Regions from separate parts of the Homo sapiens genome. Here region 2 is linked to region 1. A link is a loop called in an ENCODE intact Hi-C map of the cell type or tissue named here. Cell type or tissue: PC-3. All regions are shown on one strand.

The links. Hi-C counts contacts between places; a loop is a spot of excess contacts. Peaks named below come from ENCODE experiments on the same cell type or tissue, not always from the same donor. Only the 100,000 strongest peaks of a DNase experiment are listed, where the experiment ranks them.
Region 2: it touches region 1 in a loop (11-fold over the local background); 1 of 110 quality-filtered maps calls a loop at or near these places.

What each region holds. Positions count from the first base shown.
Region 1 is chr21:16,157,530-16,161,529 of GRCh38, forward strand. The region is part of intron 2 of MIR99AHG (mir-99a-let-7c cluster host gene); the gene reads left to right. Among named protein-coding and RNA genes, the nearest start is that of MIR99AHG, 89 kb to the left of the region's middle. In PC-3, no CTCF peak of the experiment used is centred here; no DNase peak of the experiment used is centred here; H3K4me3 peaks cover 1,102 bases; H3K27ac peaks cover 1,847 bases.
Region 2 is chr21:16,044,865-16,048,864 of GRCh38, forward strand. No RefSeq gene overlaps it. Among named protein-coding and RNA genes, the nearest start is that of MIR99AHG, 24 kb to the right of the region's middle. In PC-3, no CTCF peak of the experiment used is centred here; DNase peaks (open chromatin) are centred at 1,967 and 2,307; H3K4me3 peaks cover 594 bases; H3K27ac peaks cover 1,638 bases.

The DNA.
Region 1 (4,000 bases):
GAGATTAATAGTTATTTCTAGACACACTATACACAGAACAATTTGGAGAAAAATCACCATTGGACAGTAGCAACTAGTTTAATATTTGGCGTCTTTTATTTTCTCTTTTAACATTTCCAAGGAATAGGGGACGCTCTTGTCAATGACTTTTTTTTTTTTTTTTTGAGACTGTGTATCATTCTGTCACCCAGGCTAGAGTGCAATGGTGCTATCTTAGCTTACTGCAACCTCCGCCTCCTGGGTTCCAGCGATTCTCCTGCCTCAGCCTCCTGAGTAGCTGGGATTACAGGCATGCACCACCATACCCTGGTAATTTTTGTGTTTTTAGTAGAGAAGGGGTTTCACCATGTTGGTCTGGCTGGTCTCGAACTCATGACCTCATAATCCACCTGTCTTGCCCTCCCAAAGTGCTGCGATTACAGGCATGAGCCACGGCACCTGGCCAGTGACTAAGGTTTATTACACCACCTGGATAGATGCAGGGCTAGGGGCATGAAGACAGGAAGGTACTCCCACTTTTCAAGGACAGAATGTGGGGCGGGTGGTAAAATCTGAAGAGATCCTGAAAAATTGTCCTCCTTTAGGTGTTGTGATGTATTGCTTCTGCAATGGCCATCCAATCTTAAATACCTAAGTCTAGATATGGCATCCTTATTATGTAATTCTGGAACAAAAGTTACCCTAATAAAGAGCTTCAAACCCGCTAGGACCCACTCAAAATAGGGTAATAATACTCCAAGACATTCAGAAATTTCCTCTGTTCCCAGTGGGCTAGTCAGGACAGGGCAGTGAGAGCCCTCAGGCTAGCTCCCCTGGCCTCAGCAACTCCATTCACTTCCCCCAAAAGGGTCCTAAATAAATTTAAATTTCTCTATGTACCTCGACATGAAATAGTTGGAAAGCACACTCTTAAATGCCACTTTACTGACTGTACTGGCTAAAACAATGAGCTGTGTACGTATGAAAAAGAATGTTCATGTGTTTTCTTTGTCAATTACATTAATTTATACCCTTGCTAGTGTTTCTGAAAGAGACTAATAGTTCCCTCAAATACATTTAATGACCCAGTTTGAGAAATACTGTTCTAGAAATTAACACTAGTAATAATTTTGTGCTCATATGATTACACATACAAATATAAATTCTTGCAACTTAAACTCCATAGAAAAACTTGGATGTAACCTGGCTATGTGGATGAAAAACTGCTAATGTTAATATGTCTTTTAGCAGATGATCAAAATAAAAACAATACAATCTAATAATTCCCATAAACATCTGAAATCCTCTAAAAACATGTCTATGTAGACCATAAGGTAATATTATTCTAAAGCAATGATTCCCAGAATGTGCTCCCAGGGCAGTAGATCTGTATCATCTAGAAACTTATGGAAAGCTAATTCTTGTGACCCACTCCAGATTTACTGAAACAGAAGATGTGGAGGATGGGACCCAGTCAACTGTAGTTTAAGAAGCTCTTCAGGTGATTCTGATGTGCTCCAGTTTGCAAACCACATAATGAGGCTGAGTCCTTTTCAGTCATTCCACACCAAATGAGCACTGTCGTATGTTTACCTTAGGAAACATACCCTCAATTGAGTGGGGCTGCTGATATTTCAATTCCTTTTAAAGAGTTTGTCTCAGAGCCAATCTGTAACAAAAGAGAAATTCAGTTTCATTATTTTATAGTCAAATCTCATTAAGTAGTTGCTGAGATGTTTGTATGAAACTCAGATTTGACTTTGCCCTGCACTGTGAACAAAGACGATGAAACATTTTCACATTTGGAATGATTAGTCATCAGGAGATGCAGTCACAAAATTTTATTGAAAGCCTAATATTTATTCAAAAGCCTTTGATAGACTGCTTTTGGAACTTCTGCGACATTCTCCACCATAATATTGTTTAGCCTCTAACTCTCCCTAAATTGCCTTTGGTCAGAAAAGTTAACGTGGTTACTGCTTTGTTTATTTGACTTTCCTACCTCCTGATTCAGAGTAGAGTTAGCTTTGGAAGGAGACTAAGAGTCAAGCGCTTGCCTGAGTAAAACCTATTTTTGGCCAAGAGAACTCAAAACCAAAACCTTATATATATCCACCTTATTGCCCAGCTAACTTGGCTACTAATTTCTCTGCTACTATGAAATTCTCTTTCAAATTCCTAATTCATAGTCAAGTCTCATCTTGTTCCAGAGCAATTATGGTGGTTGGGAAGCCCAAGATGAGAAGGGTAACACAGGAACAAGGAAGCTGAATCCTAACAGTCAATCCTGCTTGTTCCTACTATCTCATACCTTACCAGCATTCCATCCTGAGGACTTAACTACCAACTTCAAGCTAGCCCATGTCTCATCTTGTGGTTCATCATGTCTCGTCATTTTGTGGCAAACTGTCCAGGATGACCCCCATTTTTTGCAAAAAAAGAAGACACAGAGGGGGAATAATCTTGGTTTTTCTCCAAACCCTAGATGTAGCTCATATCTGTGTTTCCTGAAGTTTTCTCTCTAGTACTCTTGCAGCCTGAGGCTTTTTCCAGAATCCAAGGGAGTGGGAAGAAAAAATGAGGGAAAGTCATGGTCCCTGAAGAAAGAGGGACGCTCAGTAAAGTCCAGCAGACAGAGCACCAGCCAGGGATGTGGTGGGCGGAGCCAAGGACATTAAGCTAAAAGAATATGAAACTTAAATCTATTGCCATGTCCCAGGGAAAAGTGGTGATGAAATTTCAATGAACAAAGCTTACTGTTATTTATCACTTTGTATGTACCTTTACTTTTTTACACAAATGAGATCATATCACATATTTCTTTTGAAACTGCTTTTTTTTATTTAAAAATTTATGACAGGCTGGGCCCGGTGGGTCATGCCTGTAATCCCAGCACTGTGGGAGCCTTAGGTGGGCGGGTCATCTGACGTTGAGAGTTCAAGACCAGCCCGGCCAGTATGGTATAACTGCGTCTCTATTAAAAATACAGAAATTAGCCAGACATGGTGGTGCATGCCTGTAGTCCCAGCTACTTGGGAGGCTGATGCAGGAGAATCCCTTGAACCCGAGAGGTGGAGGTATCAGTGAGCCAAGATCACGGGACTGCACTACAGCCTGGGAGACAGAGGGAGACTCTGTCAAACAAACAAACAAAAAAAGGAGACAAATATTTTTTAGGTCATAAACTTCTTCTTCTTCCTCCTCTTCTTCTTCTTCTTCTTCTTCTTCTTCTTCTTCTTCTTCTTCTTTTCTTCTTTCTTCTTCTTCCTCCTCCTCTCCTCCTCCTCCTCTTCCTCTTCCTCTTCTTCTTCTTTTCCTTATTCTTCCTTCTTTCCTCCTCCTCCTCCTCCTTCTTCTCCTTCTTCTCCTTTCTTAGTATATCTTTTTCTAAGCCTTCACAGTATAGGTTGAGCATTCGTTATCCAAGATACTAGGGACCAGCAGTGTTTTGGATTTTCGATTTTGGAATATTTGCCTATGCACAATGAGCTATCTTCCAGATGGAACCCAAGTATAAGCACAAATTTCATTTATGTTTCATATGCACCTTATATACATAGCCTAAGGTTAATTTTATCCAATATTTTAAATAATTTTGTTCATTAAACAAAGTTTGTGTCAAGTACTTACATGCGGAATTTTCTTTTTTTTTTCAGATCTTTCTTTTTTTTAATTTTATTATTATTTTACTTCAAGTTTTAGGGTACATGTGCACAATATGCAGGTTTGTTACATATGTATACATGTGCCATGTCAGTGTGTTGCACCCATTAACTCGTCATTTAGCATTAGGTATATCTCCTAATGCTGTCCCTCCCCCCTCCCTCCACCCCACGACAGGCCCCGGTGTGTGATGTTCCCCTTCCTGTGTCCATGTGTTCTCATTGTTCAATTCCCACCCGTGAGTGAGAACGGAATTTTCTACCTGTGGCATTGTGTCAGTGCTCAAAATTTCAAATTTTGGAGCATTTCAGATTTGGAATTTTTAGATTAGGAATGTTCAATCTGTATTCTCTTGTTG
Region 2 (4,000 bases), 110 kb before region 1:
ATTCCTCCTGTGGTCTCATTATTGCTGCAAAATATTTTAAAATATATGTTTCATAGCCTGAAGTATTAGGGAAGTGTCAACCAAACTGCTCCTGGGAAATAAAATGAAGTATATTTGATTTTAAATACTCTTTTTTAAAAACTCTTGCTTGTTCTCAAGCTCTAGTTAGTTGAAATCAGTGTATAGGCAAAACTAACTTTTTTTGGTCTGTTTTGAAAACCACTGTCTTTTTAGAATACAACATCATGTAATTCTGTAGGTTTAAGAAAGATTAAGTATAACATAGCATTTGTATCTTTATATAACTAAATTCTAATTATTAATACTAAAGAATGGGGTTGAGGAGATTTCATTAAGATGAGTCAAAACTTACTCCTATTTTTGTGTTGTTGTTATTGCTTTTGTTTTTGTTTTGTGTAACTTTATCAACCAACAGTATGCACCAACCTCCTTTTGGCAAAACAGTGAACATTATATCTCTCTTAAATGATAGTGCTTTATTATTTGAACTTTTTTCAAAAGACAACGTTATTTTAACATGACGTAACTTAATATTACTGGAGAGTTTTCATTTTTAGCAGTTTCAGAGCGCTTTATGTTAGGGTTTTATTAATTCCCATAACACATTTATAAAGAAAGCCTTGGAAACAGCCCTTCACCAAGAAACGGTTACCATTCAGGGCTTGCTTCTGTGAGAAAACACCTCACCGAGAGTCTGAAATGACCAGCATTTAGCACCAATAGCCTCACTCCCCTCTCCCACAGTAATTATTTATGGATGAGCACTTAATGTCAGTATGGCTCACAAATTTGGGGTGAGGTTCTAGAGTTGCTGTCTCACAAAATCTTACATTTTCTCATTCTTTGCAATAGTTTTGCTATATTTTCTGCAATTGTTCCTATAATTTCTGCAATTTTGTTCCTTGTATTCTTATATGTTTTTTAAAATTTAGTTTGTGTAGGATTTTTTTCTTTCCAAACCAAGTGGTTTCTGACAAAGACAACCTCAAACTCGGGTAAGAAATCATGTGTTGTATTCCCAGCCCTGTCATAAATTTGCAATAATCTTGCCATAAAGAACTAGGTTTTTCTTGTCTCTCCTCCCCAAGTATTATTCATAACTCTACAGCGTTATTTCATCTATATACTCTAATTTTTTGATCATCTGTCTTCCTTAGAAGAAGCGATTATTTTATTTTTATCACCTTGATATCTTCAGCATCTACTATTGTGGTTGGCTCAATAATGTGTGCTTGATAACTTTTTGTTGATCAAGAAACAAACCACTGACTATTTGGAGTACAAGTCACTTTATAATTCTTGGATGCAGTTTGCTTAGAAGGAATCAGAATAGAGAATTTCTAAAGTTTCAACTACTAAAATTTTACCGGCCAGGCGCGGTGGCTCACGCCTGTAATCCCAGCACTTTGGGAGGCCGAGGCGGGCGGATCACGAAGTCAGGAGATCGAGACCATCCTGACTAACACGGTGAAACCCCATCTCTACTTAAAATATAAAAAATTAGCTGGGTGTGGTGGCAAGCGCCTGTAGTCCCAGCTACTCGGGAGGGCTGAGGCAGGAGAATGGCGTGAACCCGGGAGGCGGAGCTTGCAGTGAGCGGAGATCGCGCCACTGCACTCCAGCCTGGGCGACAGAGCGAGACTCCGTCTAAAAAAAAAAAAAAATTACCATTGATCTCTAGTTTCCTGTGGTTGACATGGACATTTTTGGTTTTCCTTTTCTGTCTTGGATGTTGTTTTCTGCAGCTAGCCCTTTCTTGTCTTTTGCATGTATTAGGAAACAAAGTCTAGCTTTTTGGATATTCTTTTCTTTGTTTCTGTCTCTCCACATATATTTATTTTTAGAGGCAGTGTCTATGTTTGGGCTTCTATAACAAAATGCCATAAACTGGATGGCTCATAAACAACAGTTTTTATTACTCACTGTTCTGGAGACTGGACGTTTAAGATCGAGGCATTGACAGGGTTGGTGTTTGAAATGTTTCAGCATGCAGTGCTAAGGTTTAAGAATTCAGTGCTTCCTTTTAAAGAGTCACATTGGTTTGCAATTAAGTATTAGGAAATGAAGTTCTAATACTGCTTTGATGTAAGCTAGTGTGCTTGGCAATTTCTAAATACATTAAAATTGATTTCAGCAAGATGATAAAGATTTGTAGAAAAAGGCAATTATGTTTGCAGTGTCACAAATATCTTTTTATTATCCTTTTAGTCATTTCTCCTGAGTGACTAAACGCATTTCTCCTGAGTGACTCAACGCATTGGTTGAGTTGGTGTTTGGTGAGGGCCCTTTTCCTGGTTCGTAGGTGGGACCTCTGTGAAAGCTCTTATAGGAGCTTTCTGGGGCCCCTTTATTAGGGCACTAATCCCAGTCATGAGGGCTCCACCCTCAGAATATAATCACCTCCCTAAAGCCCTACCTCCTAATGCCCTCCCACTGGGGATTAGGTTTCAACATATGGACTTGAGGAGGACATGTTCTATCTACATAGCAGGTGATTTTTAAAAAATGCTATAGAGGTCCTACCTTTAAAAGAATTTAATAAGACCGTTATTTTATAGGTGATTAATACGTGAGATACAAAAATGTAAAAACACTCATGTACTCATCCCCCAGTTTCCACAATTATCAACACGTGGCTGATTGGACTTCATCTCTACTTTACTCAATCCCCCAGCCCTGCTGGGTAATTTAAAAGCAAGTATTAAACATCCTATCAATTAATCTGTAAATATTTTAGTGTGCAACTCTAAGGTTTAAGAATTCAGTGCTTCTCTTTAAAGAATAAAATTGGTTTGTAATAATTTAAGTATTAAAAATGAATTTCTGATATTGCTTTGTTGTAAACTAGCGTGCTTAGCAATTTCTAAATAGAAAAAAACTAAAATATAATTGAGTTTAGCAAAGTGACAAATATTTGTAGAAAAAGGCAATTATAGCTAAAGTGTAGCAAATATCTTTTTGTTATCCTTTTAGTCACTTCTCAGTTTCTAGTCTCTTTTTTCAGTGCTTGGCTAAGATCAGTAGAGAACTGCAACTCCTCTCAAATGCTATGCATTCCATCCTAGTGGTCTGAGATAATTCTCCAAAAGTTACATCAAACCTTAAACTTTATAGCAAATCTTACTCCTACATAATAACATGGATTCATGTTACACTGAGCATAGTCCCTAAGTATTACCCTGGGAAGTCTTCATCCAGCTGTTTCAAATTATTTTCATTTCATACGTCATGTTAATAGCAGGGAGGAGACTATTGCTAATGGTTTTTTCTTGGAAATTAATCTGTCAACCTGGTGAAAGTATAATGTTTCAGCAGATAAGAAGGGACCCTTCAGTTTAACATCCTAAGCATATTAATACACTTAGCAAAAGCATAGCAAGATTAAGTAATCGATTAGAATTTCCATTAAGAATGCGGAAAGAGCACATAGAGCGGGGGATTAACAGCCCTTCAATGTGATGTAGTCATAAAATGTTTAAAAAATACATTTAGATTTTAGGTAGTGATGGTTGAATTCTAATGATGTGCCTTGGGCCTGGGGGTAGATGTATATAGGCAGTGTAGTGGCCAGAATTTAATGTAATATTTTATGATGTAATATGCTATACTGAGCCCGCATTTGTGGTGTTGGAATGGGGGGAGATTTTTCCGGTGAGCCATGTATAAAATAAGCTTATGATTTCTCTGATGGTAGTCACTCAAAGGATTTTCAAAAGTTGTTTTATGACTTTGTAATTGAATAAGGGTGCCCAGGATTCACAATGTTTTTTATTAATGAGTTAGGAGAAATCTTCCATTGTGCGAAAACACAGATTTTAATCACAGGTACAGATTGTTATAGAATCAAAGACAAAGAATGTAATGGTGTATCAGTCCTGGAATGTATAACCTCAAACAGATTGCAATATTTCTCTGCCTTTGGCTGTTAATGTACTGCTTTCTCCAGCATTGAATATGCCAGATACTTGTTTTTCACTTC